2 separate regions of the Homo sapiens genome follow, and region 1 is linked to region 2. Evidence: read pairs that join two places in POLR2A ChIA-PET (ENCODE). Cell type or tissue: A673. All regions are shown on one strand. Each heading gives the region's core, and the rest is flanking DNA. Links, peaks and the distances in the headings are about the cores only. Region 1 has its middle 12 kb from the start of RBM20. Region 2 overlaps LOC124902499 (a long non-coding RNA gene).

Region 1 (16,503 bases), core at 1,413-5,412, 210 kb after region 2:
GAAATACAACCCAAGTCTCTATTATACTAGGGTCATTCTCAAACTTACTGGGGACTCTGGCACTCTGGCTTGTCCCATGATGTTAATAAATAATCCAGGCACTGGCTCTAGGAGTTTTCTCAAACCTTATTTCATTTAATATCACCATTTTGGAGAAACTCGAAGAACCTGCCCAAAGTCACTGGAATAATAAATAGCAGAGCTGAGATTCAGACCCTGCTCTGAATCACTGTGACCTTCTGTCCCCTCTTCAAAGGGGAAATATAATAGCTTACCTCTCAGTTGATTGTGAGCATTCATCTCTGCAGATGAGCTGATTTGTATGTGTGGCTGTTCAGCATATGTATACTATCACTGTTATTTTTTAACAACAGTTTACTTTGTAAAGTTTGATGACACAGACATTCTCATATACTATAGGTGTCAGTTGCAGCAACTCTTTGGAAGTGAATTGTAACTTTTTTTTTTTTTTTTTTGAGACAGAGTTTCGCTCTTGTTGCCCAGGCTGGAGTGCAATGGCGCTATCTCGGCTCACCGCAACCTCCACCTCCTGGGCTCAAGTGATTCTCCTGCCTCAGCCTCCCAAGTAGCTGGGATTACAGGCATGCGCCACCACACCCGGCTAATTTTGTACTTTTAGTAGAGACGGGGTTTCTCCATGTTGGTCAGGCTGGTGTTGAACTCCCGACCTCAGGTGATTCGCCCACCTCAGCCTCCCAAAGTGCTGGGATTACAGGCATGAGCCATGGTTCCTGGCCCAAATTGGAACTACTAAAATTGCAACAAGGGAAACTGACTCAGCAATTATCCTCCTAGGAATTTATACTCTCGGTTTATTTGTAGCAATAATCAAAGCTACATGGACAAGGGAGTTTATTGTGGCATTGTTCATAATAGCAAAAACTAGAAACAACCAAAGTGCTGCACAGAAGGGTGGCCTTACAAAAGATGGTCTCTACTACAAAAGAGTACAATGTAACCCTGAAAAAGAAGGAGGTAGGTCTGTATGCACTGCTAGGGAAAGAGACCCAAGGTGTATTATTAAGGAGAAGGTGCAAGTTTCTCAACAGTATTGCAGTATGACTAAATGTCTATAAAATCAAAGAGAAGAGAACATTTCTGGAAAAGTTATACAAGTAATTTTTAACAGTAAGTACCTCTGGAAATTAGGATACAAGGCCTTGTATGACCTTTTATATTGTTTGAATACTTGAAATAAACTTTTATTGAAGTACATATACTATTAGAGTTTTTGCTATGAACACATGTCATTGTTAAATTAACCAGTGACAACAAAACTTAAAATTTTGTTTTTTCAACTAGTAATCATTAACAACACTTAGTACATCAATAAGATTTTTGTTTATGTATTTATTTTTTGGGATGGAGTCTCACTCTGTCGTCCAGGCTGGAGTGCAGTGGCGCGATCTTGGCTCACTGCAACCTCCACCTCCTGGGTTTAAGCAATTCTCCTGCCTCAGCCTCCCAATTACAGGCAACTGCCACCACGCCCAGCTAATTTTTGTATTTTTAATAGAGGCGGGGTTTCACCATGTTGGCCAGGCTGGTCTCAAACTTCTGACCTCAAGTGATCTCCCTGCCTCAGACTCCCACAGTGCTGGAATTACAGGCATGAGCCACCGCATCCGGCCAAAATTTTTATTTTTAAAGCAAAAATTCATGTGAAGGAATGAAGGAGAAATACACTGGATAATATATTGTCCAGTCTTAAACACTGTCCTTTTATCCTAGCAACTCCAGTAGAGACAGTTAAATAAGTAAATCATTAAGTTGCTACCAGTCACATTGACACAGTTATAAGCTACTAATCTGACAATTATGAATACATATGAAGCAGTCTATCATAGATCATCTTAGCCATAAGATATTAACTGTTATCTGGGTGTTAATAATAACAGTTGCCATTTCTTGCTTTAGAGACAGAGTCTCACTCTGTTACCCAGGCTGTCATCCAGGGTGGAATGCAGTGGCACGATCATGGCTCACTGCAATCTTGAACTCCTGGGCTTAAGCGATCCTCCTGCCTCAGCCTCCCAAGGAGTAGCTGGGACTCCAGACATGTACCACTACGCCTGCCCAGCTAATTTTTATGTTTTCTAGAGACAGGGTTTTGCCATGTTGCCCAGGCTGGTCTCAAACTCCTGGCCTCAAGTAATCTCACCCCAGTCTCCCAAGGTGCTGGGAATACAGGGGAGCCACCACACCCAGCCAACGGTTCTGTTTCTTGAGTATTAATCTGCCAGGCTGTCTTGAGCACATATTTGTCATTTAGTCCTCACAGTCACCTTAGTAGGTGGTTGGTTTTTTTATACCCATTTTACAGATAAGGAAACAAAGGCTCATGAAGTCCAGCCACCTGGCCAGCTAGTAAGCAGAGGAGCTGCGGATCTAACCCTAGTTTCCATTACTCCTAGCATTGAGCTTTAAACTACTTTGTATGTTGTTTCTTGATATAATGGGGCTTTGAGACTGGACACTCCTCTGGTAAATCTCCAGCGTTTGAACCTCTTTGCTGTCTCCAATATCCCATCCCTTGGTTTCCCATCTCTCCACACTCCCCGGCTTCTCTTTTCTACCCCCCGAGGTAGAAATATTTACCTCAGCTTGACCTATTGGCTGGTGCCTCGACCAGAGTATGATTTTTGTTTGACTTTGAAGTCCATGGAATCTCTGCAGATGTTTGAAAACAATCAGAAAATAAAATCCTGTCCTGGCTTCACAAAGGGTCACCACTCCCTGAAAACCCAGGAGAGACAGTGGCTGAAGGATGCTGTTTAAAAATAATGTGGTTACTCATGGAACTGGATGCACATCTGAATTTGAAGGAGACAGTCAGGGAACTTTAGCTGAGGAAAAGTGAGGACATGACCCAGGAGGCTCTTTTCTGCCCGACCGACTCACTGGGAACTTCCGGCATTGGCTGCAGGGAAAGGCTTAGCCTCCATCCCTCTGGTCAGGAATTTATCAGCCAGGCCTCTTGTCCTCTAATAAGCCCTGCAGGTGTTGTATTGTAGTCAAAGTGCAGTTGGTTGGAAGTCAGGAAACCGTGGTTCTAGAGCTTTAGGTATACATCCAATGTCCTTGAACAGGAAAGCAGTTATCCCAACCACAAATGACATCAGCATCTTTGCCTCTCCTAAAAGCATCACTGCTCCGAGCCCCGGGTGGCTAGAGCTCTGTTCTGCCACCGCTTGTTCGGTACCTGGCGACAAATCAACAACTGCAGATTGCGTCCAGAATCACAGGGGCCCAGAGCAGCAAGGGGGAGGGTTAACCTGGGCATGGCTTCCTGGAAAAGAGGAGTTTTGAGCTATGCTTCCAAAGAGCCAGAGAATGACTTTCTCTCATTTGCTGTTTCCAGGACACATAATACAACAATCTTACTGTGTGTTATAAAGCAAGTTGCAGCTGAATTTTTTTGGAGGGGGGATGGGAAGTGATGGAGGTACGAAATGAATGTGGGAGAAATGTTAGAGGTAGCTAATTGCATGACTGAAGTTCCGTGGGGCTCTGCACCCCCTGTGGAGACCCAGCTTCCACAAGTCGTGCTTAATCCCTGGGGAATGTCACTGTCATTCAGAGGCCAGTGGTGTGACTGTAGGCCCCAGCCAAGGAAAACAGCACTTCTCAGAGGCAGGGGACTCCTTTATCCACCCTGTCCCCCAGTTGCCTTCTCTGTCTCTCTTATCACCCCGCCTGTCAAGCCAGTTGGGCATCAGAGAATAAACATCTCAGGCTGTTTGCCCACCAGCTCCAGGATCAGGTGACCATTATGGAAGGCAACACCGGAGGCCTCTGCATGCCAGAGTGACGCCAGGAACAGTGAGAGCCTGCAATGTGCTGACCTCACTGAGTGGGCACCCATGCAGCTGGCTGGGAGTAGACTAATGCCACTCCTGGTGTGGCCCCTTTGGTCATCCCAGGGCCACCCCATACAGAAGACCCTGCCCCGCTTCCTCTCAGCCCAGACTCTGGAGTCAGAATGACTCCTTTAGAAATCCAGCCCCAAGGTCTGCTAGTCACATGATGTTATGCAACTTACTCTACCTCCCTGAGCCTCAGTGTTCCCATCTGAGAAATGGGAATAATAGTGTCCACATCATGAGGTTACCGTGAGGATTATATGTAAAGCACTTAAGCCAGTGTCATCTGGCATATGACTGGGGCTCAGTAAATTGTCATTGGCTGTTTTTATTGTGATTACTGGACTGCCCATTGGGAACATTCAGTAATCATAACACACAGTCCCTTAAAAGAGCTTGCTCTGGGTCAGGAGGTCAGCCACCTTCGGCACATATAAATCCCAGGGGGAAAAGAACGTTTCCATTAGGAACGTTCAGTAATGATAATACACAGTCCCTTAAAAGAGCTTACTCTGGGTCAGGAGGTCAGTCACCTTCTGCACTTATAAATCCCAGGGGGAAAGATACCTGCCTCGGCCTCCCAAAGTGCTGGGATTACAGGCCTGAGCCACCCAGTCTGGCCAATAGTCCTCTATTTTTGTAACACCATGTTAATACTGGATGAGCAAGAATTATATTGGAAGTCTGTACTCCAAAGGGTGAGAACGTAAACCTCACAAAGATTCAGGGGCTTGCACATTAGTGGACTGGTAAGGACCCTGGTCCTAACCAGTCCACCTACCTCAGCCTCCCAAAATGCTGGGATTACAGGTGTGAGCCACCATGCCTGGCCCATTGTATATCTTTAAACTGTCCCTTTTGCCCATCTTTATATTGTTTTCTTAATGTCTTTTTCCCCTCGATTTTTAGAGCTCTTTATAAATTAGGGAGATTAGACCTTTGATAAAGATGGTGTATTATTTGTCTTTTCTTATTGTTTTACTTGTTTGTCTTTTCTTATTGTTTTTGCCATGCCAATGTTATTTTTATATAGTAAAATTTATCAATTGTTTCTTCTGTTGCACCTGCATTTTGAATCGGAATTAGAAAAAGCTTCTAAACACTGAGATTATTTTTTAAATTCTCATGTTTTTTGTAGCATCTGTATGGTTTAATTTTTTTACACTTAGATGTCTGATTCATTTGGAGTTCATTCTGGTGCACAGTGTGAGGCATGGATCCAATTTTATCTTCTCCAAATGGCCATCCAGTTGTCCCAACACCACTTATTGAAAGGGCTGGCTTTTCCTGCAAGATATAAGATACCATCTTTATCATACGCTAAATTTCCATATGTACTTATGTCTAATTCTGGACTTTCTATTTTTTTCCTAGTAGTCTTCCTGTTTACTTATTAGTTTTGATTAAAGATCCTTTATAATAATATTTGTTATTTGACAAGAACTCTTTCTTCTCACAGCTCTTCTTTTTGGGGGTTTTCATAACTCTTCTTGCATTTTTATTTTTCCGTATGAGCTCTGCAATCAATTTTCTAGAAAAAAAATGTGGTATTAAAAAAAAATAGCCAGATGTGGTGGCACATGCCTGTAATTCCAGCTACTCAGGAGGCAGAGGCACAAGAATCATTTGAACCTGGAAGGCAGAGGTTGCAGTGAGCCAAGATCGCACCACTGCACTCCAGCCCGGGCGACAGAGCGAGACTCAGTCTCTAAATAAATAAATACGTGGTATTTTTATTAGATCTTGTTAAAATTATATATTATCTTGAGGAGAATTAGACCTTTACGATGATGAGTTAGTCCCATCACAGAACAAGGGATGTCTTTTGCTTTGTTCAAGTCTACTTTTATGCCTTTAGGGAGTATCTTAAAGTTTTCCTCAGAGAAGTTTTGGTGGTTTTAGTGGTATCAAATAAAACACTTGACACTGCAGCAGATCAAAGCAAAAGCTTTGTTACAGAAAAAGTAATACTAGGAGGGAGGACAGAGCCAAGCAAATCATCACACTGACACCAGCTGCCAGACTCACAGCCCAGAGGGACAAGAGACGTGGAGCCAGACGGGCAACGAGCCAAGCCGGAAGTTGGCACCCACAGCACCTCCCCTGGAACTAAGCACCATCCTCATAGTACCTGGGCTTGTAAGACCCTCGGAATTCTAAAGTCGTTCTATGGGTGGTTATGTTGAGAGCCAAGTTTGTCTATTACATACCATGTTTTCTTATTCGTGACTATCTAACTCATTTATTCCATGCTTAGTGCCACGATATGGGATCAACAACTCCCTAAGGTATTATGTTGGAGTTCCCACACAATTCACACTTTTCTTCTTAGTTTGTTCCTAAATATTTTATGCTCTTTAGTTTGTATAATAAGTAAGGCTTTCTCTTTTATTATCTTCTCTAACTGGTTATTGTTTATATAAATATAAATGTATATTTGCCTATTTATATTTCTATATTATTTAATCTATACATAAAATAATGCATGCATACGCACAGAATTATTTTGCTTGTTTTAGTTTTATCATTACAACTTTTGAGTTTTCCAGATATTCTATCATGTTATCTACAAATAGAGTTTTACTTTTTTCCCTGTCAATTTGTATTCCTCTAATAGTTTTCTCTTGTCTAGTTGTATTGATTAATATCTCGATTGTGTTAAATAATAGTAGTGGATATATAGGCTTCTTTGCCTTTTTTCTGATCTCATGTGTTTATCTATTAAGATGCTGACTTTCCTAATATGTACATTTATTATATATGTTTACATCCTTATATATACATTTATTGTATTAAAATGAATTCTTACATTGGCATTGTGTGGAAAGTTAAAAAGACAAGGAAAAGGCCCGGCACGGTGGCTCATGCCTGTAATCCCAGCACTTTGGGAGGCCGAGGCGGGCAGATCACGAGGTCAGGAGTTCGAGACCAGCCTGGCCAACATGGTGAAACCCCGTCTTTACTAAAAATACAAAAATTAGCCAGGCATGGTGGGTGCCTGTAATCACAGCTACTAAGGAGGCTGAGGTAGGAGAATCACTTGAACCCAGGAGGCTAAATTTTGTATTTTTAGTAGAGATGGAGTTTTGCCATGTTGGCCAGGCTGGTCTCGAACTCCCGACCTCAGGTGATCCACCTGTCTCGGCCTCCCAAAGTGCTGGGATTACAGGCCTGAGCCACTGTGCCCAGCCAATTGTCCTCTATTTTTATAACACCGTATTAATACCGGATGAGCAAGAATTATATTGGAAGTCTGTACTCCAGAGGGTGAGAACTTAAACCTCATGAAGATTCAGGAGCTTGCACATTAGTGGATTTGTAAGGACCCAGTGGTCTAGGGTCTGTCATCCCCTCCAAAGTAAAAGGTAAATCTTTTGCAGTGGCCTTATCAACCTCTTTCCCCTTTCAAAATTCTACTTTCCCCTCTGAATAGCTGGTACGATGTGAGTGTCTTCTTATAAGTGTCTGATGTAAACTGGGTGAGGATCAGGATCAATCTATATGTGAAATATTAGCAAAACTTTGAAAAATTTTTGATGACATGGATAAAAGAAAACCAAAAGCTCTAATATTTTCTTCTTGTATTCCAGTGGATTGACTTTTGAGCCTCATATTTGGAAGTCAAATGAATAAATTATTACTTTTATTTTATTTTATTTTATTTATTTATTTTGAGGGGGAGTTTCACTCTGTCACCCAGGCTGGAGTGCAGTGATGTGACCTCGGCTCACTGCATCTTATACCATCCATCATCCAAAAGGAAACATAGAGATACTGCCTTGGTCCATCTATCAAGTGATAGGAAATGCTGTCAGCTTTCTTGGAATGAGGCACTGCCTGGGAAAGGATTCTGCAGAAAGTCCAGGCTGGGCATGAGTAACTCTGCTACCTGGACCATGTGACACAGAGGATCCTATAGCATGAGAGGCATTTATGGAAGGAAAGACATATTGAATCTATTACAAGCCCCAGTAGGGGGATCACAATGTAGACACCTAGAGCTCTGGAGCAAGTCATGACATGTGCAGCAGAAATTTACAGCATTTGGAAAATAGTTCCTAGTGGGTGACTTGGCCCTGGTAGAGACAGAGCCTCTGATCTTGCCAACCATGGAACATCAAGTGACTATGTGGCAAGAGCTGCTGCATTACATTTCTACTGTTGTGTAACAGATTATTGTAAATGTAAGGGCTTAAAAGAGCACACATTTATTTGTTCACAGTTATGCAGGTCAGAAATCCAGAATGGCTCAACTGGGTTCTCGGCTCAGGATGTTACAAGGCCAAAATCAAGATATTGGCCAGGCTGGGCTCTTATCTGGAGGCTCTAGGTGAGAATCTGATTCCAACTTCATTCAAGTTGTTGGCCAAGTTCAGTTTCTTGTGGTTGTAGGACTGGAGTCCTCATTTTCTAGTTGACTATCAACAGAAGGCCTCTCTCAGCTCTTAAGGCCACTACACTCCCTCTCAAGTGGCTCCACCATCTTCAAGCAAGCAACAATGCATCAAATTCCGCTTATACTTGAAAGAGACTTGAACCCACCACTAGAACCTTTAGAGTAAATCCAGCACACTCACTGTTCCTCACAATCTAAATGATATAACTCCTATGCTTAGAGAATTGGCTCCTTCTCTGTTTATTAGCAGGCTGTGCTTGAGCAAGTCAAGCTATCTAATCTCTCTGTTTTAGTTCCTGATCTAAAAAAATAAAGGTATAACACCTTATAGGGCTGTTGTGAACATCAGTGAAATAACACTTATAAAGTACCTGACACATGGAGATGCTCAGTTAATGAAAGCAGTCAAAACCAGCACCTCTACCACCACCACCACCACCATCATCATCATCATCATCATCATCAGAACAATGAAGACATGAACAATGCTGTTTTAGGCCTCTTTGGCCTAGAGAATGACAAGCCTTTGGTAAAATAACAATGGAAATGAAAATAGTTTGGGGCTCCAAATCCTAATGTATCTGAATTCCTGGGATCCCTGGAGACCCAAGTTCCATTAAAGCATCATGGGTGGTATGTGTTTGGTGGCCCTCTTAGTTTGTTTTTTGTTGCTTATAACAGAATACTGAAACTGGGGAATCTATAAAGAAAGAGAATTTATTTCTTACAATTATGGAGGCTGAGAAGTCCAAGGTCAAGGGGCTGCATCTGGCAAGGGCCTTCTTGCTGGTGAGGACTCTCTGCAGAGTCCCTAGGCAGTGCAGGACATCGCTTGGGAAGGGGGCTGAGTGTGCTAGCTCAGGTCTCTCTGCTTCTTCTTATAAAGCTACCAGTTCCACTCTCATGATAACCCATTAATTCATTAACCTGTTCATAAGGCCCAATCACCTCTTAAAGCCCTACCTCTCTAAATACTGCCACGTTTAGGATTAAACTTCAACATGAGTTTTGGAGGGGACAAACATTCAAACCATAGCACCCTCATTGGTTTTGCATATGGTAAATTAGTGGCCATTCAAATCATTCTACTTTTCTCGTCTTAATTGATAGCTGTTCTTCTGACATTGTTGGGATGAGGTAGGCTCCCTGCTTTGCACTCCCACAGCAACAAGAACTGCCCTCATCACCACCCTGTCTTCTAATTGCCTCTTGCTGGCTACATATTCCATGAGACTGTGAGTGCTCTCTGAAGGTGAGTGTTTTTGTCCTACTCACCATTGTATTCCCTGGATATAACACAGCATATGATAGCATAGCAAGTGCTAATTAAATACTTGTTCAATACATGAATGAATGAATGTCTCCCAGCTCTTTTAATCATTATACCTAACAAGGCAGAAGGAATTAAGTGAATTAGGGGCATTATTAGTACATAGCAATTAAAAATGATAATTGTAACCATTATGTAGGAACTTAAGAAGACAATTATGTAAGAATGCCAAATGATAGAAAAGTTACTTAAACTCCTTTTGGCCACATCCAGAAAATGAGGCTAGCAGCATCTGTAATATTGGTTTGTTGTTATAATTAAATGAGAGAAAATAGGTAAAATATTTAGCATGGTGCCCAATATGAACATGTGTTTCATAAATGGCAGTCATTTTGTTGTTGTTTACAATAATAGTAGGTGAAAGAAAAAAACAGAATGAAAATAGTTATTTTAGAGCTTATAAAATGATAGCTCTATAATTCTACAACTTCAAAGTTTCTATAATTTCAAATTCTATTTCTATAAAAATAACTATCACAAATATTTCTATTTTGTCATTAAAGTCAAAGTGACCTGGGTTTATTACCAATTCTCTGAGCCCCGTTAATAAAGTAAAAATAAGTATTATATCGTACTTGCTTTATAGGTCTTCAGTCAATCAAATAAATTTCTAAATGTGAAAGTGACTTGAAAGTAGTCACCTACTTTTTTCCAGTTCTGTCCTGCCTTAGTTTTCCCCTCTGGTATCCTTGTGATGGGTGTACTGGCCACAAGGGAAATTCTGTACAAAAAGGGAGTCAGTAATTGGAGTGAAAATCAGTATGGGGTTGCCCATGACTTCAGAGAGTCAGAGTGGCCAGCCCTAGAGAGGATCTAGGGAGCAAGCCCAGGGAGTGGGTTCCCACAAAGAGAACCTGGAGATGACTGGGAAGTGGAGACAAATCTACCGCGCTGGATTCTTGGTTTGGAAGGAAGACAGGAAGACCCAGGAATGTAAAATATATATACCCAAGGAGAGCATCCTCATACCACCAGGGCTCAACTGAGGCATTTTTTTGTTCAAAACTAGCTCTAGCTTCCCACTTCCCATACCTAAGCCACCCACAGGCCCCAGCCTATTATTAGTATTGGCAGTTTGGTTCCGAATGACATGAGCCTTTCTTTGACTCTATCCCCAGGCTAAGAAAAACACAGGTCTTGGCTGGTTAAATTCTGCATCTACAGAGTCATAGCAACTGATCAGCACCACGAAGGTTATTCCTGCTGCTGGATGTGTTGCTTTCTGGCTCCAGAAATAGCACGCATTCCTTGCCTCTGTGTGTTCTACCCACTCCCTCTGAGAATACACAGACAGAAGTTGGATCAGGGACCACTCATGCTAAATGTAAACAGTTGGGTGTATTTGGAGTCCTTTTGTTTTAAAAGTCCAGCAGCTTCTTTTGCACCTGTTGGCACAGTGTCAACTTTCTCTGTTTCATTCATGCTGCATGGGAGAGTCAATCATAGCTTCAATTACAAAGTCAACAACATTTGGGAAACCCTGCCAGGAAATTTCACTTAATCCTCATAAAAACTCTACATAATACAAGATAGGCATTATGCACATTTTAGGAACAAGAGAACTGAATTTCAAAGAAGTTCAAAAACTTGAACAGGAGCACACGGCAGAGCCAGGATTCAAAACTAGAGCTTTGGCCTACTGAAAGCCTGAACCTTTCTACAACACCAGATTATAAACATAGAATGTTGGGACTTTAAAGATTGCTTTGTAAGTTTATACTTTGAAGAACTACTGCTGCTCCAAGCATGTAAGAATAATAGATGAAATATGGGGAAAAAAGGTAATCTTTGCTCAAAAGCACAATGAACATCTCCATGGACTACTGAAAATGAACCTGAAAAACAAGATTTTTAAGCAAATGAAAAAATCTAACCCTAAGAAAAAAGCCAACAAAATCAAACAACAGGAAGAAAAATTTAATACAGATAAAATTAAAATAATAAGATTATCTGACAGATACTTTAAAATATGTTTAAGTTGCTCAAACTAAGAAATAATATGTATATAAGAACAAAATAAAGGTGAAATAGGCAGAAAAAAAGGGAACAGGTGAGTAATGAAAAAGAACCAAGTAGGAATCTTGGCAAAAAAATAAATAAACAAAAAAGAGTATTCCACTTTTGGCCTCGATGGATTAACAGAGACCGGATTTACCCTCTTGCCAGAAACAACAAGAAAAACAGAAAAACATGACACAATGGTTTTCAAGACACTTGACATTAGGAAACAAAGAACATGATCCCTGAACAATGGGAGACAAACAAGGTGAGCCCTGTTACTGCTACAGTTTACTGCCTTGAGAAGAGTTCCAGGGCACAATCTGGGGGTAGGGGGTGGCGGGGGCGGGTAGGGGGGTGGTAGGGTGTAGGCAACTAAAGCCCAGTAGCGTTTCTGATTTGAGGCGACAGAGCTGAGAATCTAGCAAGACCAAGACGCAAGTGTTCGCAGGACAGAGTACCAGAGGGGAGAGAACTGCACAGAGACTGAAACCCAGAGATCTCCAGAGGGTCCCTCTCAAATATCCAGCAGAGTACTAATCAGTGCACGTGTGTGAGGTCAGGAGAAAAATCATCTGAAAGGATCTGAGAGAACAGTGTTCAGCACTCACACAGGACCGGCAATAATACCTGTTCCCACCAGAGAGAATGGAAAAACTCCAAATTCAATGGGTAGTGTATTCAAGAAGATCTTGCCTTAGGAAGATCTTCTGAGGAGTAATTAGCCTAAGACTGAGTACTTCTCTGAGTCTGCCTTAAAAATCATAAAAGCAAGATCTAAAAGCATCAAACTGTTTCCAAGTAATAGTTGGAACAAAGTTCAATAAAGTTCAAGATTTACAGGGATACAAAATATCCAGTACCTAATAGGGTAAAATTCACAATGTCTGGCTTCCAGTCAAAGATTACTAGGCATGCAAAGAGGCAGGAAAACACAATCCATCATGGGGATAATAATCAATTAAAACCAACCCAGAAATGGCACAGATGTTAGAATTAGTAGAGGGCATTAAAACCATGATTAAAACTGCATTCCATATGTTTAAAAAGTTAAGTAGAAACATGAAAGATATATAAAAAGATCCAAATAGAACTTGTAGTGATAAAAATTACAATGATTGAGGAAAATAATAGACATGAATGTAGTTTCATCAACTCTAACAAATGTACCACTCTAGTGAAGAATGTTCACCAGATAATGGGGGAGGCTATTCATGTGTTGGGACAGGGAGTATGTGGGAAATCTCTGTACTTTCCTCTCAATTTTGCTTTGAATCTAAAACGTCTCTAAAAACAACATCTTTAAAAAACATATTCTATATATAACATATTTTATACAGAGAAACAAAGAAAAAGATGACAGCAGGTTTCTTGATTTCTCTTCAGAAACAATGCAAGTGAGAAGACTTGGAGTAACATCTTTAAAGTATTGAAAAAAAGTTGTTGACCTATAATCCCACGTCTAGCAAAAATAACTTCCAAACGAAGATAAAATAAAGTCATTTTCAGACACAAAAGTTGAAATAATTTATCACCACCAGACCCATACTATAGGAGATGTTAAAGCAAGATCTTCTAAGGTCACTCAACCAATTAGGAGCACAGCCAGGATTTGAAAACAATAAAATTAACCACAGCAAACATTCAACAAACATTGGCTTATGGAATAACGAAGGACACTCACTTAACCTTCACAACACCCATATAAGGTATGCATGACTTGGCCTTACATTATAGATGAAGAAACTGAGGCCTGGGAAGGTGAAGAAACTTAGCTTAGGGCACACACATGCCAAGGTTCAAGTTCAGGCTTGTCTGAATTTGGAGGGTGTGATCTTTTCCTCGTATGCAAATCTCTTGGGGGCACCAGCAATAAGTGGACCAGAGGGTCCAGCCTCTCTCTGGGAGGGTCCTGGCATCTGGAGATCTCTGTCTGGGCAGCTAAGAGCCCAGATCCTTAGATGGTCAACCTGAATCCTCAGGCTGAGGGAGTCAGTGAAGGAGTAAGTGAAAAGTTGAGACCACTATCCAACAGGTCTGGGGCATGCAGGTGAGCCCAGGCCCCACAAGCTGGAACCATGAAGGAGCTCGTGAAAGTTACTCCCATCCCACAAGAGCAGCTCATCCCACTGGTCTCAGCTCTACCTCTCTAACACCCCCGAAAAAGGGAAGCCAACTCCAACAACACCTTGGTGTCCCTGGAGGTAGTGCTTCCTGCATTCCACATCCCACTGACAGATTGTTGGCTTCCTTTGATGACCCTAATAAAATGTACCAGTAATTATTTATTTTGTCTTAGGAGTGCAAAAGGCTTATTGGGGGAAAAAAAAGGAAACAAACAAAATAATAATTTGCTTTGCCTTAATTAAGAACTCCTGCTTGGAGGCAGTAAAGGAATGACCCTCCATGGCCTGATGATCAAACTCAGGGTAAAAGCTCTTGGCTCTCCACCCACTCCTAGTCTCCATGCCTCTGAACTCTCCATGACACCTTCTCTCTATTAGGTGCTGGACAAGACCTCCCTCACTGCCTTCTGAGGTTTGTTTTTACAACAGTAAGAGCTTCCATTTACTGAAAGCCCACCCTGGGCCAGGCCCCATACCAAGCAAATGACCTGCTCTCTCGCTGATTCCTCATGGCCACCCAGAAGAGTGCCATTATTGTGTCTACTCAGAGATTGGGTGGCTTTCCCAAAGTCACACAGCAAGTAAGTGGCAAAGACTCAAATTGCATGTACTTGCTTCTGAGCCACACTGCCTTAGTCAGCTGAGAGTGAGCCAGGAGACCCCCAAAAGTCAGACAAGGACCCTGCCTTGAGTCAGATATTCCTGGGATGAGACAGGAATTGAAAGTCAGAGTCAACTGCCTTCCCTCTGGGCCCTCTGGCACAGTGATTACCCTCATAAGTCTGGAGTCCAAAAGGCACGGGGTCAAATCCAGGCTGCTTCCAGGTTGCATGGCCTTGGGCAAGGTACTTAAGTTCTCCAACTCTCAGTTTTCCCATTTGTGAAATGAAATAACACCTATCGTACAGTTTAGACTCATAGGGCTGGAACTGAGTCAACTCAGGCAGCAGTGGTGTCAAGGGCGCCCTGTGAACAGGCCACAGCATAGCAGGCCTGAGCAGGAACTCTGGAGACTGACTTCTTGGGTTCAAATTCCATCTCTATCACTTATCAACTGTCTGACTTCAGGCTGGTAATGTGGCCTTTCCAAGCCTCGGTTTCTTCATTTACTAAAAAAAAAGAAAATGGGAAACTGCTTCTTCTCCTTCCCTCTCCTTTCCTTGCTGAACAATTCATGGGGGTGGGGACTGGGGAGGATAACACTGCAGTGACCCAGAGTGAGGGTGTTGGAGTCTGTGGAGGGTGAGGAGGCATCCATTTGGGAGGTGGCAAGTCATGGGAATCAGAATGGGAAGAGGACAAAGCAGTTGTCCCATGGAGGGGCAGCCCAGCACGAAAGGTAAGAGACCAAGTGGGGTGAGAAGGGAATCTGCTGGTGTGGGGAAGTGGTGGCCCAATATGGAGAGTCATAGAACGGGTGGGGCAAGGAGAACATTCATTGGGAGGGGCAGAGGCCCAGCCTAGCATGGGTGTCAGAGTCCAAGTGGAGTGAAGAGGGCGTCCACATGTGGGGAGGCTGAGTTCCCGAGCTGATGAGAGCATCTATGCGTAGGTGACAGGTGGCCTGGAATGGGGGATTTGGGGCCCAAGCGGAGAGGAGAGTGTTTGATGAGGGAAGGATTAGTGGAGGACATGGACATTGGTCACATACAGAGGGATTAATCAAAGAAGGCAACACATTCAGGATAATGAAACCAGAATTCTTGCCACTGGAGAAATGGGCTGCAAAGATGTAAAGGGAGAAAATGAGAATAAATTCTATGGTGTGAAACTGGAACTGGAAGTTTCAGTGTGAATTTATTTCTGTATGTATTTTATCTATATTTATTTCTTATATAGAGAATATAAATAAATCTAGAAGTAAATATGTATCATTTATGTGTACTTTTTTGAAGATTTTTGAAATAAGCACAAACTTACAGAAACTTTGGAAGTACAAGTAACTTCTTTTCTTCCATTTGAGAGTAAGAAGCTGACCTGATGCCTCATTATTCCTGAACACTTTACTGACTTTTTTTTTTATTTTGGAGGTTGGTGGGGTATGAGGACAGTGGGGGAGTATTAAGACAAAGCCTTTCTGTCACCCAGGCTGGAATACAGGGGCACAATCACAGCTCACTGCAGCCCCAAGCCCTGGGCTCAAGAGATCCTCCCACCTCAGTCTCCTGAGAAGCTGGCACCACAGATGTGCCCAACCATGCCCAGCTAATTTTTTTTTTTAGAGAGGCAAGGGTCTCCCTGTGTTGCCCAGGTTGGTCTCTAGTGTGTGATTTATCCTGCATAACCTCAATACAACCTTCAAAAGCAGGGATTTCACATAGTTGCATTACTCTCTTTTAATCCTCAGACAAAATTTTGCCAGTTGTCCCAATCATTTTCTTTATAGCAAAAGAATCCAGCTCCAAATCACATGGTGCATTTAGTTGTCACGTTTCTTCAGCTTCCTTAAATGCTGAAAGATGGAATAGTTCCTTGATCTTCCCTTGACTTTCATGATCTTGACAATTTTCAAGATAACAGGTCAGCCGGGCGTGGTGGCTCATGCCTGTAATCCCAACACTTTGGGAGGCTGAGGTGGGTGGATCACCTGAGGTCAGGAGTTCAAGACCAGCCTGGCCAACATGGTGAAACCCCATCTCTACTACAAATACAAAAAAAAAAAAAAAATTAGCCAGATCTGGTGGCGTGCACCCCAGCCACCCGGGTGTAATCTCAGCTATCTGGGAGGCTGAGGCAGGAGAATCACTTGAGCCAGGGAGGCAGAGGTTG
Region 2 (10,904 bases), core at 6,905-10,904:
AAAAACTTGATAGTACAGAGTGCTTGCAAGGATATCTGGAGTTCTCTCACACACTGCTAATGCAAGTGTAGACTGGCACAACTTTGGGAGGAAGGTGATTTCATAGAATCTACTAAAATGTTAAATGTGTGTCCTTTTTGACCCAGCAACCCCATGTTCAGTACTCTGTCTTACAGAAATAATAACACAGATTCATAAACCTGTACATCCATTGCAGCAAGATTTGTAATAGAAAAACATTTAAACCAAGAAAAACATCCATCAGTAGGTTGTGTTAATTATCATTTATCCATATTAGGGAATATTATACAGTCACTGAATAGTACAATATTTTATCTGTGTTGACTTGAAATGATATACACATATTGTTGAATAGAAACAAAGCAAGTGTCAGATCAATATGTACAGTAATATGTAGCTTGTGAAAATATGCATGTGTATCTATATCTATACATATTTGTGTCAGTATAAGCCTAGGGAAAATCTGGAGGTATTTGAACCAAAGCATTATTAATACAAGTCTGGGAAGGGTATTGGATTGGTGAGGAAGAAGACTCTTCTCTTTACACGCATTTTTTATAGTTGAAAGTATTCTCTCTGCTTTGTATGTAAATTTACTGAGGCTTATAGAAGTTGTCATTGCCAAGGTCAAATAATGGAGCTACTGAGTAGCAGAACCAGGCTCTGGGTGAGGTTCATTCGGCCCCAAAGCCCATGTTCATTTCACATTGCTAGGCTGCTCCCGAGGTATAGGGTTAGCAAGAATAGCTTACAGGATTCTATCTGAGATCTTAAGGACCCAGGCAGACAAGATTAAGTCTATGACTAGCCCTAGAGGCATTGCTTGGATGTTTCTGGAAGCAGAGGAGAAAGGGTGAGTTGCAGGGATGTCCTGGGGACACACCCTGCTTTCAACTTTTGCCTCTGTTCCTGGAGGTGCTAGGCGGTAGTCACTGAGTGATCTAGATTGCCTTTCTGGGATGCTTTTTTTCTTCCTCTCTGTACCGTTTCCTCAGTGGTAAGTTGTGAGAAAGATGATGTGCCTGTTGTCTTATCCACAGATTTTCTGAGAGGACAAAAGGCGATTACTGTGGACTCCTCTAAAGGCTGCAGCCATAAGGAAAAAAAAATTTCTAATCTGAAGAAATGAAACGAAGCTACAAATGAAACAAAGAAATGAAACAAAGTTATAAATGAAACAAAGTTACAAAGAAGTACTTAGCCTCCTGAGAGGACCATCCCTGCACCCTTGCTGTGCTCAGGAGTCTTGAGCTCTTAGAGGCTAAGGCGTCTCATTAGCTACCCTAGGCAGAAAATGTGAAGAAGGCCTTAGCAGGCAGCTTTGCCCTGGGATGCCGCTCTCCACCTTGTTTTTCATGTGCTGGTGCTGCTTTTGCCTAACTCTCTGACCAACTGCCTGAATCAATATGACAGAGCAGCCCTATCCTGGTTGACATTCCTGGACTTGGCTTTTCCCCTGCTGGTCTCATGGCACTCACCTGATCCTTCCTCCCGGTAGGTTTCACACAGAGCACTTCTAGGTAGCCGTGCCCTGGGCAATGTGACTCACTGACCAGCTGACACACTTCAAATTCCAAAGCTGTCAGGGTTCACTTTGACTCATCATCCTATCGACATGTACATGCAGGCTGATCAATTTCCAGTGACCTGCCTCTGGATAGTAAAGTCCCTGAGGACAGTGACCATGTCCATGTGTCCGCTTTGTTCACCAATTGCACACTCAGGACCATAGAAGACTCCTAGAAGAACCTGGTGACTAAATGAATATAGGAAGAATCTACTTAGGCTCCCTTTTCCCCTGCCATATAAAACAGCTTAAGTCATTGAAGATAATCCACTTGAGCGGGGATTGGCAGACATTTTCTGTAAGCAATCAGCTAGTACATCTGGGCAACATAGTAAGACCTCGCCCCTACAAAATAAATTAAAAATCAGCTGGGCATGGTGGCAAGTACCTATAGTCCAGCTATTTGGGAGGCTGAGGTGGGAGGATTGCTTGAGCCTGGCAGGGTAATAAGCCTGATGGCACCACAGCACTCCAACCTTGGCAACAGAGTGAGACTCTGTCTCAAAACAAATCTGGGATTCCCAGGCAAGTGGCAAAATCGAGGTTATGATATAGGTACTTAAAAAGCAGAAGAGAAAACAAATTCCTATGATATTTGTATTAGTGAAGTTCAAAGTATAATAATGAATACAGTTTTTAGATAAAACATATCTCCTAATAAGAAGATTAAAATTCTTTTTTCATAAATAGCATTTTCCTTAGTTGGGGCTCAAAGTGTTCTATCATTAAAATCAATTGCAAATGTTCATCTGCTAATGCTGATGTGTAAAGAGATTTTATGTATTTCATATTTGATTTTCATATAATTCGCATATGTCATAAAATATTCTTTTAATTTTTTTATTGATTCTTAGCTTGAGGGCAGCACAAAAACAGACAGTGGGCTGGATTTGGCTTCAGGCTGTAGTTTGTCAGCCCCTGCACTTGAGGATACTAGAGAGTAAAGTATTCTCATTCTCTCTCTCGCTCTCTCTCTTTCTGGCCTCAATCTTCCAAGTCCTGCATTTTCTAAAACCTTGGGGTTTCCAAGACACTTTCACTCCTGTTCTTGGTGCCCCTTCCTTCTCAAAGAAGGAAACACAAGTCTGAGCCTGACAACTCCAGAGAATACGTCCCAGGGGCTTCGTTATTTCCCAACTGAGCAGAGTCAGAGCTGCTAAAGGCCTTTCCTTTTCCAAAGCTGGCATTAGGTCTCTGTCAACCACACAAAAACCGCTGGGAAGGGCTTGCCTGTGCTGCTTCTCCACCTCAAACCACAGAAGAAGGGCGGCCTCAGAGAGGCTGGGTAATGGGAAACAGTTGTGCTTGCCCAGCCCCGCTCACGGAGGGAACATAATCAAATGCATAAAATCTCACTGCATCCTGAAAAACATATCATTTTGGGAAGACAACTGACCACAGCACAGAGTTCAGTGTTGGCAAAATAACATAAATAATGCACTACAAGGACCTCACCTTTTGTAAATATAGAGAATACTAAGGAGATCAGATACTTGTGAAAGCATCAATCATTCATGGATTCATTAATCTATTCAACAAATTTTTCAAGGGTCTCTCATGTGTCAGGCACCGTATCAGGCCATGAGCATACTGCACACTGCAGAAAATAAGACAGTCTCTGCTGTCATGAAGTTTGTAATGGTGTTTAAGAGCATTTGCTAAAGCTCAGTGTTCCATGGTACATTATAAATATTTCTTGAATTAAAATGATTGCATGGTGAAATAGTTGGGGAAAACAGGGGTTAATAAAATAACCAGGTTACTTGATTGTGAAACCTTTCTGTGTGGCTTTCCATTGAGAGTCTCAAGAGAGAAGTATATAGAATGCAGCCTTCCCAAGCTTATTTAACTGTGGCATTCTTTTGTGAGTTGTATTTTGTGGCACCAGAGTCACATGGAACATAGTTTGGAGAGCACAGCTCTCAGGACCACTGGGCACACCCATGTAGGTTGTGCACTGAACAACTCTGATGGGACCACTCTCATAGACTACCATATTACATGGTGCCCTGGAGCTGTATGACAGTGGACATGATCTCTGTAACTACAGGGCAGAGCATGGGCAGCACAGCGTTCATTTGACTACCGCTCAGCCTCCTAGCCTCTCACTTTTTCCCACAGAACAGCAAAGGTGCTAGTGGTTTTACCCACCATTGTTTTTGCCCCATCAGTGTGAATGTCAACACAGTGAGAAAGGCAAATAAAATCTCAATGTGGTTATAAAAATAGTTTTGACTTCATGCAGGGATCTGCAGACCACACTTCGAGAACCATTGACTTACAGCTAGCAACCTCAGAATTAGAGTGTGTCTTTTTGATGGTACTGACAAAATCACAGGGAACATTTTGATTGGCCCATTTGGATTATGTTCCTCATCCTGAATCAATTGCTGTGATGAGGAGGATGAGGTTCTCTGATTAATCAGGCTTGGATCATGTGAACACCTCTCTGGGAAGGACAGGACAGATGGGCCCATGCAAATCACAGGGAATGGGTTCCCGCAATAAGCAGTGGTTTTCTTGCAGGAACAAGAGGGAAGGGATATTGCACAGGCAAAAATAACTTATGTAAAACATCAGTTCAATAGGGTAAAAGAAGTTAGTGCCTAGGCTAGTGGCTGGGCCTATTCCTGGGAGAACCTGAGGCCAGCACCAGGCAGGAGAATGGATTAAAGGTGATGAAAAGATTCTTAGGCAGGATCCCTGCCCCTGAGGGCACCATGTCCTGCAGCCAGTCTGGCTTAGCCCAGCAGGCAGGATGAGGCAACCAGACCCAGGTTTGGTCAGGTTGTGTGTGTGTCTGCAGTGGTGGGTACTATGTGTGTTTGCAAGGGCAGGTGCTTCTCTCTGTGGCTCCCATCAACAATGTTGGGGTATGACTGTTTATATGTTCCCTATCTTAGCCAGACTTGATTCAGGAATTGGAATCCAGTGGGTCTTCAGGCATGGCTGATAGATCAAGGCAAAAGGGATTCAGATATTAGAAGCTGGGGATGGAGAATGATTCTCTAGACCATTCATAAGTCAATGGAAATTCATTATGTCACACCAGCCATTGCAGTTTAAAAATGGCACTCACTCAAATGCGATTTGACCTGTCTGAGCTTTTTCACTTTTGCCATTTAACACTCTGAATCTACTTACTTACTCTCAGAATTACTGAAACACTGAACTAATACAACCAATCAGGAGCATTCAACTCTAGTAAACAAAACTCTTCACTCCTGAAATATTCTCATTCTCAGATGTCCTCGATGCCATACTTTTCCCAGATTTCCTCCTAATTCTCTGGCCGCTGCTTCTCAGGCTCTTTGCATATCCCTCAGATGATGGAAGTCTTTAAGGGCTCTGCCATAAAACCTCCTTCCCTTCAGGCAATCTGATCTGTCCCCAGTCTCTAAAGACATTTCTTTCTTAAACCACTGCAAACCACACTGCCTTCTGCATGCACAAATATGTTCTTTGTGTACTAAGTCTCCATCAATACTCTCCTCAAGAGCCTGGGATAATCAGAGCAATCAATACACTATGGGCACCAACGCTATCGTAAACCTAAACATACATGGGTGGGTGTGGGGGGTGGAGGGGTCAAGTCATTTGACCATCCAGATGTCCAGACTATGGTATGGGTATGGGGGAATGTGTGGATATGGTTCTGTGCATATGCCTATTTTTCTTTTTTCTTTTTTTGAGATGGAGCCTCGCTGTCTTGCCCAGGCTGGAGTGCAGTGGTGCAATCTCAGCTCAATGCAACCTCTGCCTCCTGGGTTCAAGTGATTCTCCTGCCTCAGCCTCCCAAGTAGCTGGGTTTACAGGCGCACATCGCCATGACCAGCTAAGTTTTGTATTTTAGTAGAGATGGGGTTTCACCATGTTGGCCAGGCTGGTCTCAAACTCCTGACCTCAAGTTATCTGCCTGCCTTGGCCTCCCAAAGGAATGGGATTACAGTTGTGAGCCACTGTGCCTGGCTGCATGTACCTATTTTTCTACCCATCTTTCAGATTGTCATTAAAATGAAAAAAAAAAAAATCTATGAAGACTAGGAGAGGACTTGACTACAGCCCCTTGAGAATACGTGATTGCTCAACCTTTAACTGCTTAAATGAGTTTGTCTTATGTGCAGGCACATGCAGTAGGTGCTATGAGGGCTACAGGGTGAAAACAGGGTGAGGAGGAGAGGACCTGACCCAGATGCACGACTGTCAGCAGAAGAAGTTTAAGAGCCCCATGCAGTCCAGTCCCAGCATGTTGTGTATTAAAAAATCTAAAAGAACTTTATCCATATATTTTAATACACACAATTTTTTTTACATTTTAACATTCCTGAAACTAGGATGTATTTAACAAATGTGTGTTAGAGTTTAATTGACTGTGTCGTTTTCTTTCTTAATTGTACAAAAAATAAAGATGAGAGAGTTACAATTGATGCCCTCTTAGATGAAAAATATTATTCGGATCTTTCAAAGAACATAAAGTGAGATCAGATATGCAATACATAGCAACATGTCGTTAAATCTCTCCTTTTTTTGGAGATTTAACCCAGAAGCCTCACATTCTCTCTCTACTCTCCACCAAAACACCTCAAAACATCCCTGACTGCTTCCCCAGAAAGAGTGTGAGAGTGTGTTCTCTTTCTTCCTCCCCCGCTTTTTCCTCTTCTCTCTGGAAGTCCATCTCAACCATCCTTGGTGGGCCTCTCCCCAGCCCCGCTCCTCTGGCTCTTCCCCAACCCTGCTGATTGAGCTGCTCTACTTAATAAGAAAAAGAGAGAGGAGTAAATGCTTGGCAGTTAAAATTTTCTTTAGCAAGGATGAGGAAAGAGATAGAGGCTTTGCATAGTCCCACAGGAATACTTGTTGAACCAGGAGCCAAAAGAAACAGGCAGATAGAGCGGCTGCAGCCCAGGGCCAGGATGGATGGGAGTGTTACCTGTGATGGGGCATCCCGGGAAGGCTCAGATTTGAAACTGCCAAACGTGACAGCTCTCAGGGAGCTTCATATGCACGCATACACACTTGCACACATGCACATGTGGACAGACACAGGCACTTGCACACACGTGTTTAAATAATAGGTTGATGTCTTTCTCTGCTACGTCACACCAGGAGGGAAGGAGGCTGGGCCAGGATGATGGTCTCATTTCCAGAGAGGAAAAGGCCTGGGGGTGAGGAGGGGAGGTAGGGGGAAAAGGAAGTGACCCAATCAAGTCACCCTGCAATTCAGTGGAAGAAGCAGGATGGGCAGCATAGGGTTCATATGGCTTTCCTGGGCTGGCTGGGCTGTCTCAGGTGGGAAATCTGGGCTGCAGAGAGCTTGGGGGATTTGTCTCATCCCAAAGCAGAAGGGTTGCATTAGCCTAGCTGGCTCGAGACCAAGGCATCAGAGGGGCCGAAGTCACACACCTATCCCCACACCTGAAGTAAAAACTAGCCACAAAAGGCTGGACAACATGCTGATGAGTGGCCTCCCCCAGATGAAGAAGCCTCATAACTGGGGAAATGTGGAGCTGGAAGGAGGAAGGGGCAGCAGGAAGGCAGCCTACGGGGAGAAGATCATGCTTCCCCAGGACCTTAGGAAAAACAAGGGAAAAGCTGGGAGGATGAGTCTACAGAGAGAGGGAGGAAGGGAGCCCCACTTTGGCCACCCAGCTGCACCCTAGTGTTTGGGTCCTTGGCCCCTATAGTGTCCAGCAGCCAGCTGTGGAGTCTCAGTGTTCTCATGGTTGGAGAAGACCCCTGGGAGAGCTCAGGAGGCTCTTGCTGATGTGGGTGGGCTGCACCCTGACTGGCCAGTTCCCACCTCTCTGAGCTGAACGCTGTTGCTGTGACAGGATCATGCAAGAAGCCAGTCCTGGGTATGCTGAGTGTGCCATGCCCTTTGCTGGGTGCTCAGCAATGGGAATATAAATAAGGGGAGAGGCTGTGCTCAGGAGGAGCTCAGGAAGAAATCGTGTGTCAACACAGGTGCAGCTGAAGTCCAAACTGCTTTGCAAATCCCACCCCAGAGCAGAGCTGCCAAGGCTGCCTGCACCCTAGGGATTGCCAAAGGCCTGCTCTGAGCTCAGAGCCTGTGGAAAAAGTCAGTAAGGTTTTATTAGGAGGTGGATTTGTAGACCTGGGATAGGTGGGGAGGAACCCCTGAGACTAAGAGGCCTAGTTCCCTGGGGGCTTTCAGAGCTGGTCCCATGCCAAGCTTCAAAGCCTCCTTCTCAGCCCCTACTCTCTGGTAATTCCTGGCTGCAGGGTATGTGTGTGTCTGGGAACAGGTCAAGTTTAATTATTAATCATCTGGCTGGCCTAATCAATCTAGACCAAGGTCTCTCTCTTCCAGGGCTGTGAAATTCCCACTCAGTGACCCAAGTCTCCCAGTGCTTTTTAGACATGAAGAGAGGAAGGTGCCAGGAGCCTCCCTGCAGCCCTTGGGTCTTTGGAGGCATTGAATAGGTGTGGGCATCAGGCAGGCAGTCAGGCAGGCGTGGTTTGCAAAGTGCAGGGTGAACCAAGGCCATCTACCCAGTGTTGACAGAACTGTCATAAACCCTGCTTTGTTCTCAGCTCTGCCTGGGAAGGTCCTAGAGAACTGGGTGGGCCTGGCTAGGTGGAGGTGCAGAGTGAGGACAGACAGGTTTGGGGAGGAGATGCCCCTGGGGACACAGAGATGCAGCCTACACAGGAGCCCTGGCTCTGTGGCTATAGAAGAAGCCAGCTGTTAAAAGGCCAAGCTTTGGGCAACATAAGCAGGGCTGTGTTATCCACTTTCAGAGCCAACTGCCAGCCCTGGGGTAGGGGGACCAGGGAAGGGAAGGATGGGTAGGGGGAGGGAAGGTGGTGGGCGGGTAGGGTGCTCCCTGGCACTGCTCCAAGGACCCACCCTGCTCCTAGAGCCAGCCAGCTGTGCCAGTCCTCATGGTACTTGGGCAGAGGTACCATGGGTTGGTACCTGGGCAGTGTGTGACTGGGCAGAGACTTAGGACTCAGGTCTCTGTTGCTCCAGCAAGTCCCAGAAGTGAGCAACAGATAACTTAGTCCTTCAACTAACATTCACTGGTATCTGCTCTGTAGTGGGGATACCAGTGTGCACAGGGGAAGCAGGATACACTTCTTGACCTTGGAGACTCAATGACTACTGCAGAGGCAAATCTATAAACAGATAACAAGGAAACATGATAAGGGCTATAAAAGAGGGGCCTCTTGGGAGGCCAAGGCTGGCAGATCACGAGATCAGGAGATCGAGACCATCCTGGCTAAAATGGTGAAACCCCGTCTCTACTAAAAATACAAAAAATTAGCCAGGCGTGGTGGCGGGCACCTGTGGTCCCAGCTACTCGGGAGGCTGAGGCAGGAGAATGGCGTGAACCCGGGAGGCGGAGCTTGCAGTGAGCCAAGATGGCACCACTGCACTCCAGCCTGGGTGACAGAGTGAGACTCCGCCTCAAAAAAAAAAGAAAAAAAAAAAAGAGGGGCCTTTGTGTGTGTGTCTGGGCTAGGGGTACAAAGTGTTCTGGGACACAGTGGGGGACCAGCAATACCTGCAGGGAGGTCAGAGAAGTCAAGGAAGGCTTCGTAAAGAAGACAACACCTAAGTAGAATGTTAAAAAAAAAAAGTCGTAGTTTCCAGGTAGACAGAAAGGGCCAAAAGGTATTCCTAGCAGTGGGAAAACCATTTACAAAATCAAGGAGCTGGAAGGGGCCTATTTGGGAACCCCCGAGGCACTGAGCATAGCTGAACCACAAATGGAGGCTGTGGGGGTGAGAAGGTGGGTGGAGAGGAGGCAAGATTAAGTAGGGTCGGTGGAGGGCCAAGCTAAGCCATACGAGGAGCCCAGGAGACAAAAACCACAGAGACCAGGCTGGCCGACCCCAAGCAAGCCTGCCTCATGGGTAGGCTCCCCTGCTGGGGGCAGGAGGATGGTAATAAGGACCATAGCTCCCCACAGGCCCATGTGGGAGATTCAGGTAGAGAAGTGACCACCCCCCACCTTGTGATTGACAGCAAGTCTCCACTCTTATTTTCTTCCCAAAAACCTCTGGCACGCACAAGGCACACATCAAATGCACAGATGGGAAAACCGAAGCAACAGAAGGTAAACATTTGCCTACATCTCAGAATGAGTTCATTGTGGATTTGACCCAGGAACTCAAGGTCCTGATTCCCAGCATGGAGATCTGTCCCTGAGCCAGAAAGCTCTGTTCTTCCTAGGCTTGCATACAGTGATGGTGAGAGATCTCACGGGCAAACGGGGCACACCTTTTGCACCCCTCCTCCCTAGGCCGCTCCTTATCAGACAGGTTTGAGGGGAAGTTCCCAAACTGCCAGAGAGAATCAGCACTTCCCAGTCAGGCTTTGTTCCCTCCTGGCTGTGGTCATCCGTTTGGGGTAACCCCAAAGAATAAATGCTGGAGAGGTTTATTTCCCCCAACAATCCAAAGAGCAGGGGCCCCACCCTAGAGCTCTCTATTGTCAGGTGGGTGTGGCAGGGCACTCAGGTAGTAGAGATGATGGTGGCCTCCTCCTTGGCCTGTGAACACTGGTTCCTGGAAGTTCAGCCACTTAACAGAGAAATTTGAAAAACAGAGCTTGAAAATAAACCCAAACAAAAATTCATGAACTCCAGCCAGCATACTCACTCTCAGGTGGCTGGGCAGGTGTGAGCAAGGATCAGGCCTTCGGACACTGGGAGGTGTTGCCCCAACATCAGGAACCAGTTCACACAGACCAGAAGCCATCCCAGTGTCCCCGCTCCCACTATGCTCTTCTCCAATGTTGGGCTGTGAGCTCCCTAAGGATTTTTCCAACACCTCTCAGTACCTCTGTACTGTCCCTCAGGAGAATTATTCCAGAATATAGAGTCAAGTAGAACAATCTCCCCAGATAACCTGGAATGCTCTCTCCAGCCTAAGGACAGAGCATGTTTTTTTTTTTTTTCTTTCTGCCTTGGCTCCCAGGAGGCTTCTAGTCACATCTCTTGCTGTATGAGCCCTTACAGACCATATATTTGCTGCCTCCAACTTTCTTCAATCCTTGTTTATAATTTTTTGTTGTCTTAATCTGGACACATGGCATCATGTATGTGCAACATCTCTACTCCATGTTGGAAACAGGTGGCAGGCAAGTCAACAATCTAGTTTCACTCAGGAAGGAGAGGTCACAAGTGCAATCCGGCTAGCATTTTGGGGCTGTGGGAAATCCCCTTTTGATCACTCCCCTTTGTCCCCAAGTCCCCTGAGAGCAGAAAGCAAGCTGCTTCTCTTTCTTCTCCTCCCTGAAACAGGAGGAACTTGAGCAGCCCCCGGGGCCCTCCTTCCTCTCTTGCCC

The links. ChIA-PET counts read pairs that join two places held together with the same protein. Peaks named below come from ENCODE experiments on the same cell type or tissue, not always from the same donor. Only the 100,000 strongest peaks of a DNase experiment are listed, where the experiment ranks them.
Region 1: POLR2A ChIA-PET joins it to region 2 with 5 read pairs; 2 of 35 experiments call an interaction of 5 or more read pairs at or near these places.

What each region holds. Positions count from the first base shown.
Region 1 is chr10:110,624,354-110,640,856 of GRCh38, reverse strand. No RefSeq gene overlaps it. Among named protein-coding and RNA genes, the nearest start is that of RBM20, 12 kb to the left of the region's middle. RefSeq lists an enhancer at 3,193-3,744. In A673, for the core only: no CTCF peak of the experiment used is centred there; a DNase peak (open chromatin) is centred at 3,586.
Region 2 is chr10:110,843,099-110,854,002 of GRCh38, reverse strand. It overlaps LOC124902499 (a long non-coding RNA gene), which reads left to right. Exons shown (of 2, transcript XR_007062287.1): 2 at 1,062-3,363. Among named protein-coding and RNA genes, the nearest start is that of PDCD4-AS1, 22 kb to the left of the region's middle. RefSeq lists enhancers at 7,617-8,116, 10,106-10,265, 10,626-10,675, 10,826-10,885, 10,896-10,904 and 1 more. In A673, for the core only: no CTCF peak of the experiment used is centred there; no DNase peak of the experiment used is centred there.